Regions from separate parts of the Homo sapiens genome. Here region 2 is linked to region 1. Evidence: chromatin contacts called from ENCODE Hi-C data. All regions are on one chromosome and are shown on one strand. Each heading gives the region's core, a stretch centred on a gene start or an enhancer-like site at or near the end of the contact. The rest is flanking DNA. Distances are from core to core; before and after follow the strand shown.

What was found. A loop is a pair of places that touch in the nucleus more often than their neighbours do.
Region 2: a loop to region 1 is called in a map of vagina, with 6 times the contacts of the local background. The contact joins two enhancer-like sites. A Hi-C loop is called at or near these places in 1 of 168 maps with a recorded cell type or tissue (vagina).

Annotation. Positions count from the first base shown.
Region 1 is chr9:133,538,021-133,540,720 of GRCh38, forward strand. ADAMTSL2 (ADAMTS like 2) reads left to right here. Exons shown (of 19, transcript NM_014694.4): 4 at 329-404; 5 at 1,751-1,853; 6 at 2,578-2,700. Among named protein-coding and RNA genes, the nearest start is that of ADAMTSL2, 4.7 kb to the left of the region's middle. RefSeq lists enhancers at 1,135-1,866, 2,600-2,700. Within about 2 kb of position 1,451, at least 10 of the 41 ENCODE cell types and tissues checked have a DNase peak (open chromatin) inside an H3K27ac peak, as active enhancers do.
Region 2 is chr9:133,871,879-133,877,840 of GRCh38, forward strand. All of the region lies in intron 2 of VAV2 (vav guanine nucleotide exchange factor 2), which reads right to left. Among named protein-coding and RNA genes, the nearest start is that of VAV2, 120 kb to the right of the region's middle. RefSeq lists enhancers at 72-572, 573-1,073, 2,070-3,269, 4,055-4,790, 4,791-5,524. Within about 2 kb of position 2,298, at least 5 of the 41 ENCODE cell types and tissues checked have a DNase peak (open chromatin) inside an H3K27ac peak, as active enhancers do.

The DNA.
Region 1 (2,700 bases), core at 201-2,700:
GGCATGGAGAGCGTGCTGGTCTCACCTCATGCTTCTGAGAACACACATGTGTGTGCACCTGGGCACAGGCCTGGCACACAACCCATGTGGTTGTTTCAATTCTGTGTACTGAGCCCCTGTGCTATGTGCTGCTGATGTAGAAGTGAATCAAATCTCATTCCCCCTTGGCTCTGGTGTGTGTACGGGGTGGGAGTTGAGTAGGGAGGAAGGAGCCCTCTGGGTCACGGGTATCGGGAGATTCTGGATCCCAGTGGCCGTGGGGCCAGCCCAGGCGACATTCCTGAAACTCCTCTGCAGCCCTCACTCCGAGCCTGCATCTTTCTGCCAGGAGGAAGTCCGTCCCGGGCCCCGGGAACAGGACCTGCACGGGCACGTCCAAGCGGTACCAGCTCTGCAGAGTGCAGGTGAGGCCCGGCCCGGGCAGGGGCACCATGGCCTGCTCTCCCTGTCATCATGCAGTTTTCAGGGGGTCTTCCAGGTGGCTCCTGGGCATTCTGGGCATTCTGTTGTGGGCTGCTCTTCAAGGAGAGCCCAGGAGCAGGGTTGAGAAGGCTGCGGGGGGCCCTGGGCTAGTACGGAGCCATCCACTGTCCAGACCACTGTCCCTGTGCTCACATGTGCTCAGCAATGCTGGGACGGGCGGACTCACTCTGCTCCTGGAACTTCAAGTGCAGCCTCAAGGTTTGGGGTCTCTGGTCGCAGCTCCACTTTACTCACAACATTCGTGCACCTGGTGCTCACAGAGACCCAGCAGTTGCCAGGCTTCCCCGTCCCATGAAACAGTACCCCCCACGCCATAAAACAGTTCCCTGGGTTGCTCTCGGAGCCCTTCTGCTCCAGCCCCCATCAGCTTCCTTGGGTAGCCGAGGCTGAAGAGGAGGTTCTGACTCTGACCAGGCAGCTCTCAGTGGGGCCCTGGGCAGTTGGAACCTGAACACCTTTCCAAGGACTGCAGGGCGTGAGGCTGGGGCACGCCGAGCTGGGATCTGGGCCTCCCAGGCTGGCTCGTGTGGCTTGCCTGGGCAGGGAAGGCAGAGCAGCTGGGGGTCTCTGTGTCTGTGTGTCTCAGGGGGTGTGTGCGCACGTGCAGGGAGTGAGGGGCTGGAGGGAGGCAGGTGGCCACCGCTTCTGTGTTGGCGTCACCTGGTCAGCTGCCCTCCTAGGGCAGTGCAGCCAGGGTTGGGGGAGGGGCATTTATGAGCTCCAGCATGAGAGGGACCCAGGTTTGAGCTCTGGCCCCGGCACGACTAAGCTGGGTCCCCTCCGAGGATGAGTCTCTTGTCTGCACGCTGGGTTCCTCTTTATGGAGTCAGGACCACGATCTTCCTGATTTACGCAGTGTGCATGGCCACGGACCGTGTGCCAGGCCCTGTCCCGTCACTGTAGACACACAGTCAGGGCCTGCTGAGGACACGGGCGAGGGGAGCACCCTTGCCAGCCATCCTAGGGTCATGTCCCCTCCACCGCAAGGCTGGGAGAAGGCGTGGTGGGGACTGGGAGGGTTGTGTCTAGAGTAGGCGGAGGGCTGGCGTGGGGGGCGGAGCTGCCCTTTCCTGCGTCCTTGCTCCCTCCTGAGAGCGCATGGGAGCGCGCAGGAGCCCTAGAGGCCACCCCGTGGGCCGTGGCCCCCGCACGGCTGTCCCGGCTGTCCCGGCTGTCCCGGCTGCAGCCACTTCCTGCTTAGCCTGGACAAAAATGCCTTTGTCGGGCCGAGTTCCTCCCGGAGCCTCCCTGTCCCTTCGCTTCCCAGGAGTGTCCGCCGGACGGGAGGAGCTTCCGCGAGGAGCAGTGCGTCTCCTTCAACTCCCACGTGTACAACGGGCGGACGCACCAGTGGAAGCCTCTGTACCCGGGTACCTGCCGCCCTGGGGACCCACCTTGCAGGGAGCTGACTGAGCTTTGGGGGTAGCCCTTCCGGCACCTGGGACCAAACTCGACGGGTGGGCAGGTGGGGAAATGGAGGTGGTCAGACGAAGAGCCAGGAATGAACCTGGGTCTCCTGAGCCCTGGCCCAGGGGTCTGTCCCCTCCCCCATGACCCATGACATCAACGCAGGACAGATTACGGGACTGAGTTCCCTGCAGACCTGACCTCTGACGGCAGTGGTGACTTGCTCACTTACTTACTGGCTCCTGGGCACAGACAGGAACCAGCCTAGACGATCCCAAACGGAGACTGCCCACACGGTCCCATGGAAAGCAAGTAGCTCAGGCAACAGTGTAAATGCTTCATCCTTCTCCTGCTCACCCGCAAGGGCCAGGGCTGGGGTGCCCAGGGCCAGCAGCACAGGGGTGTCGAGTTGGCTCAGACCTCCTGCAGAGGGGGAACCCCAGTATGGGTCTCAGGCGCTGCTCCCCACTCACGAGGAGGTAGAAGCTGGAACTCACGGGGTGTGGGCTGAGCCAGAAGACCCATCAGTTTCTGCCACTGAGACCTGGACAGGTTCCTTCTGTTCTCCAGGCCTGAGTTGCCCCATCTATGCAATGGGAGCTGTCTCAGAGGGAGGAAAAGGGAAGTCCTCTGAATCCGGCATTTCCTGCCCCGCTGAAACCTTCTGTCTTTGTCTCCCTCCACCAGATGACTATGTCCACATCTCCAGCAAACCGTGTGACCTGCACTGTACCACCGTGGACGGCCAGCGGCAGCTCATGGTCCCCGCCCGCGACGGCACATCCTGCAAGCTCACTGACCTGCGAGGGG
Region 2 (5,962 bases), core at 1,048-3,547, 330 kb after region 1:
CCTGCCCCTTCTGAGCCCCCAGCAGGTGGTTCAGGGACACAGCCTCCAGCTAGACCCTGGCTCCATGGGGTCATCGCTCCACCCTTCCTCTGAGTGTCTGCCCCACTGGGAATGAAATGTTGGGATTCTAGTCTGGAAGGTTCTCCCAGCTGGAATCACATCCAGGACTCTCAGGCACTGGCACAGAGGGCAGACCTGAAAATCCTTGTGAGCTCCTCAAGGGGGTGGCTGAGAAGCCCCCAGAGATGGCATAGCTGTGAACGGGACACTGGCCAGGGCCAGGGATGTGGGGAGACTGATCGTATGTGAACCAGGGCGTCAGTGACCTGGCCGACCCCAAGAGGGAAGAGAAGAAAGGGGCAGGGGCAGGGGCCAGCCCCAAAGAAAACTGCAAGCCCTGGCTTCCTCCCTGCATGCTCGGCTCCCAGCACCCACGTCCTCCATGTTTCCATGGCTGTGCTGGGTGGGTGACTGCGAGTCTAACTTCCCCCTCTTCTCTGCCATGGTGTGGCCAGGCTAGAGGAAAAGGGCTGATGGCGTCCTCACTCCGCGCACCGTCTTTTCCCCACTGCAGTCAGCTACACTGGCCCAGCTGCCCCAACCAGCATGTGGGGGCACAGCCTCTCCTCGGCTTGAAGGGTCGGGGTCCTAGGCCCAGTTCCCGACACCTCCAGAGGAAACCCAAAGCCTGGAGCAGAGGCAGGAAGGCTGGCAGGGAAGCCCCGGGGGTCAGAGTCGCTTTGTGCACCTTGGGACCCGGGGAGAGAAGAGGCTGGAAGGGAGAAGTGGGCCCAGGTGGCCTCCTGGAGCACAGGAGGAGGCGTAAGCTGGTGGAGTATCCGGGGCAGCACGTCCTCTCCAGGCGGCCACTCCAACCATGGGGCTCTGGGAGCTTCTTGACTAAGACAGAGTCTACCGCTCAAGAAGCGGGGCAGATGGGTGGACAGAAAAGCACACAAGGGGGTGGCTCACGCCTGTAATCCTAGCACTCTGGGAGGCAGAGGCAGGCAGATCACTTGAAGCTAGAAGTTCTAGACCAGCCTGGGCAACGTGGTGAAACCCCATCTCTACTAAAAATACAAAAATTAGCCAGGTGTGGTGGTGTGCACCTGTAATCTCAGCTACTTGGGAGGCTGGGGCAGAAGAATTGCTTGAACCCAGGAGGCGGAGGTTGCAGTGAGCCAAGCTTGAGCCACTGCACTCCAGCCTGGGCGACAGAGGGAGGGGGCGGGGGGGTGGGGGAGGGAGGAAGGAAGACAGGAAAACACACAACAGCAACTGGGCTCACATGTTAGCTGAGTGCCTGCTCTGTGCTGGGCATGTGAGGGAAGCTGCAATTTAATCTGAGATCCTGAGCAAAACAGTACAGAGGCTCAGACCAGGACATTACGCCAGAGCTGGGATCAAGTCCTAAGCCTGCCACGGACGATCTCAGCCACTCCTCTCTGGGCCTCGGTTTCCCTGTGTGTGGAATAAGGAAACCGCAAGACATACAGATGGCAAAGGGCGTCCTGCCACACTCCCAGTCCCACTGTGCTCACGGTGGAGTCACTAGCTGGTCACCATGCCCCTGCTGAAGACACTGGCCTCTGCAGCTGTCTCTGCACAGTGCTCCGGGCAGACGCTGCCTGTGAAAGCAATCAGCACCCAAGACAGGAGCGGCACTGCCCTGGGAAACGCCTGGACCAATAGCCTCAGGTCCCCTGAACACTGACTGCCCACTGTTCCTAATGCCAGCACGGAAGCCCTGTGTCCCAGGGCTGGGCAAGCTGCATGAGGCAGCTGCATCAGGCGGCAGCTGCTCCCCACCAGGAAACTCTACAGGAATCAGTCGGGGGTCAGGGGCTGTTGGGGGGAATTTCCCGTCCTTCATGGAAGCAGCTTAGCAGCCATCTGGTCCAAATTCTCCAATTTTGAGATGGGAAACCTAAAACCCAGCTGGGAAGATGCAAGAGCTTCACAAGCCCACCCAGCAACTTCCAGGCAGGGCCCAGCCTAGAACGAGGGGTTCCTGTTTGGAGCCTGAGGCTCGTCTCTCCCAGACACGGCGTCCTCCAGGACAGCTAACCACCGTCTAGGCCTCCTGCCTGCCAGATCTTTCCCAGGTTTATTTCATTTTATTCCCTCAAAACCCCCCACGAGATGGTTCTGTGGCTCTCCCCTTTCTGAGGAGGAGTCACCGGGGCTGGGGCAGACAGCTGGTGCCTCTGGCAGCAGAGCCCGGCTCTCCACGCCGCCCTGCCCTGGAGGGCCGGCTATCCATCCTGGATTTGAAGCTGAGGGACAAACCACAGCCTCCAGGCATGAAAGCAAGGTTTCTGAGTGGGGGCCTGCAGCCTGCAAGGCCAGTAAACCTGTCCCAGCAAGACTGGCTGGGCAGGCTGGGCCACTCACTGTCTGCGAATGCTGCTCTCTCATTCCCAGAGACACTCCCCAGCCCCTCCTGGGCATCACTCAGCGCTGCTGTGGCTGCAGGAGCCAGGCACAGATGGCGCCTCCCTCCCCTGTCCACCAGGAAAAAGCGGGGATAAAGGTGGGTTCCAGTGTGGGAGGCATCCCAGACCCAGGCTGCAGACGAGCCGCATCAGTCCCTCTTTAATCAGAGGCAAGGCCGGAGACCATGACACAGATCTGCTGCCTAGCGCGTGAGTCACTGCCTCCAAGGTACAAGAATCCCACAGGAAGCTCAAGGTACCCGCCCAGACCTTGAGGCCAAGGTGGGGTTATGGGAACAGCACCTCAAGGGCAGGAGGGAGGGGTTCTGGCCTCCCCCACACCACCCCACTCTCTACACAGATGTCTTGCCCCCTCCAAGAACCTCCTGCGCTGCTTCTTCCTTGGACCCTTCCCTCTTCCCAGAGGTGGAGACAGTGAACCAAGGGGCTGGAACACAGGCGTCTACACAGGCAGATTCCCATGTGGGACCCTAGGATCCATCTCCCTCCCCAGCCCACAACTGCAGACTGTCCAGGCAGGAAGTGGGGCGTGGAGGCCTCATGGAGCCAGGCGCTGTGCATGGTCCGAGCTGCAAGAGGCCTTGGGGGAAACATGCGTCCAGAACCCTCACCTTACACACAGAGAAGACGGGTCTAGAAATGGGTGCGTCTCATCCAAGGCCCCATAGCCAGTCGGGGCAGAGCAGCCCCAGAAAGAACAAGGGTGGGAATGAGGACGGTCACCATAAAAACAGAATCACAGGCTCTCCCGCTGCAGACCCCAGACTGAGCGCTTCACGGGATCACCTGCGTTTCTTTCACTGCCCCCAAGCTCTGAACTCTCACCACGCTCAGGTCACGTGTGTGCAAGCCGGGGCTCAGGAGGTCACTCAGGGTGGGCTGGGAACCCGGGTTCACAGGGCCAGAGCCGAGTGCCGAACCCTCCGTGCCAAGGCCAGACCCAGTCCCCAGCCACTGCCTGGCCTGGCTTCACAGAGCCAACTGCCCCCACCACACAGCCCAGCGCCACAGCCCCGGGGAGCTATCCACAGCTGATGGGAACAGGCCACCCTTCTGCCGGCTAAGGAGCTCATCAGGCAGAGGGCAGGCCCTGAGCAGGCAGAGGGGGCCCCACAGACAAAAGGCAGGCTCTGGGCAACCCAGAATTGTAGTCAGAGAGTCTGAGCAGCTCGAAGTGAGGGCTGCCTGGAGGAGGCGCAGGCCTATGATAAAGTAGCAAAGAAACAGGCGATCCCCTTGGAGGCACAGACTGCCCGGCACTGCAGCGCACGGCAGGACTGACCCTGCCAGTCCCTTCAAAAGCTCAGCTACCAACTGCCCTGCGCCAGGACCTGCTGAGAAACACCGCAGGAACACACGCGAGGCCCCCGCTCCAGTCCCCTCTAGCACAAGAGGCTATAGAATGAATTGACGTTTGTGATGGCTAATGTGGCTAATGCTACGGCACCATCCTGCCTGGGCTAAGGGGTACCCAGAGGGCAGGTAGGACATTACCTCCGGAGTGGCTGGGCAGCATTTCCAGAGGAGACCAGCATCTGAGTCGGCAGCCGAGTATAGCAGACGCCTCCCGTGCCCTCGGGCCTCACCCAACTGCGGGGGCCCAAACAGGTCATGATGGCAGACGAAGGCCTTATTCACTCACTGCCCAGCGGGCACAGCCATCATCTCCTGCCCTCGGACATCGACGCTCGTCGTTCTCAGGCCTTTGGGCTCAGACTGGGACTCACGCCATCAGGCCCCTTGGGTCTTGGGCCTTCGGATCAGGACTGGAGCTGCACTACCAGCCTTCCTGACCTCCAGCTTCACAGCAGCTGGTTTCAGGACTTCTCAGCCCCCAGGATCGTGTGAGCCAGTCCCTGGTATTAAATCTTCCTATCTATCCATATGCTATCAGCGCTGCTGTTCTGGAGAACCCTGACTAATACAATATTGGAAAGGAGCATGCATCTCCCCTGGGATGGCCCCATTCAGGCACGCCCTGCTCCCACGCCCAGCACCACTGACCGCTGCCAGCAGAGGCGCTGTGGAGACAAGAGTGGTAGGGGGCAAGGGACGGGGTGGGTGTGGAGCAAAGACTATTCCCCTAAGGAAGGCAGGCCCCCTGGGACTGAGGGAGAGCAGCCAGTCAGCCAAGGCCAGGAGAACGTGCAGGGGCAGAGCCCACGCACAGGCCCGGAGAGCGGCCATGGCCACACAGGGGACCAAAGAGCGGAGGCCTGTCGGACACAGGGCCAAGGAGCTGGCCTCGCCTGGGGCAGTGGGAGTGCAGGGTCAGGCTGGTGTTTGAGAGATGCTTCAGGCTGCAAAGAGGATACTGGGTGGAGGGAAGGCAGGACCGCGGGAGGGGGGCGGCCCCAAGGAGTCTTCTAACCAGGCCAGGTGCACGATGGCAGGAAGGCCTGGGCAGGAGGCCACAGGGATGGACACAGCCAGAGAGGACACAGCCAGAACTGTTTAAAAGGCTGATCAAGGCTGCCTGGGTGCAGGGGTGAGGCAGGGAAGAGAGAAACCATCTCTGTCCTTTCTGCCAGGAGACACAGAAAGGGCTGGCCTGAAGAACGGGGACAATGGGGGAGGCTGGCCACCGGGGTCTGGACGCACAGTGGCCAGCTACAGAGGGGAAGGCAGGGGATGCCAGGGCTGGCGTCTGGGCAAGGCTGAGCTTAAACCCTTGGTGTGGCCTTCAGCAAGTCGCTGCCTGCCCCGAGTCTCCCTCCCCACCCACCTGGGGAAAGGGGAGGCTGAGAGGCACGTGGTTATCTGAGCCACCACCACCCCATTTCTGTTTCCCACAGAACCCCCGCCCGGCCTGCTAGACCCCCTTCTGCCACCTTCCTCTGGCCTCGGGATGCCCTGGCTGTACGAGGAGAGGCTCCCTCCGCCCTCAAACAGTTGCCAGCGCCTTTCTTCCCCAGCAGGTAACTGGCACACTCCACACTCTGCACAACGATGCCAAGATGCAGCCCACAAAGCTGGGACCCACACCCCAGACACACAGCAATCCACTGGCCAGGCGGACAAGCCCAAAATCAGCCACTGCCCACAAGCAGGGTGGGACCATCACACTGCCAGGAACCTTCTTGGAAGAGCCAGTGCTTGTGTTCTGGGTGACACGTTCGGCTCTGGGCTCAAAAGTTACCCCACTGCCTCCATGAATCCTCAACCACCCAATGAGGTCAATGTTACTATGCCCCTTGTCAAATGATGAAACTGAGGGTCAGAGTGGTCACCTGCACACATCAGCTAGATGGTCTGATGCAAGCTCTTAAAGGGAAAGCACCCAGAAGGAAAGGCCTCAGCCTCCCGACTGAGCCTCACCCCAGAACCCCCCTCTCATGGCCTGGTCATCCACTGCACGTTCCCAGTCTGCTAATGGGGACAGGTGACAGTAGCCATCACCTGGAGGGGCTGATGGGTTTCCAGTGGCTTCACTGGCCTCCCTAATTAATGGCCATTTTAATGGGAAGGGGACTAATAACTGTATCTCTAACACTACGGCAATAACT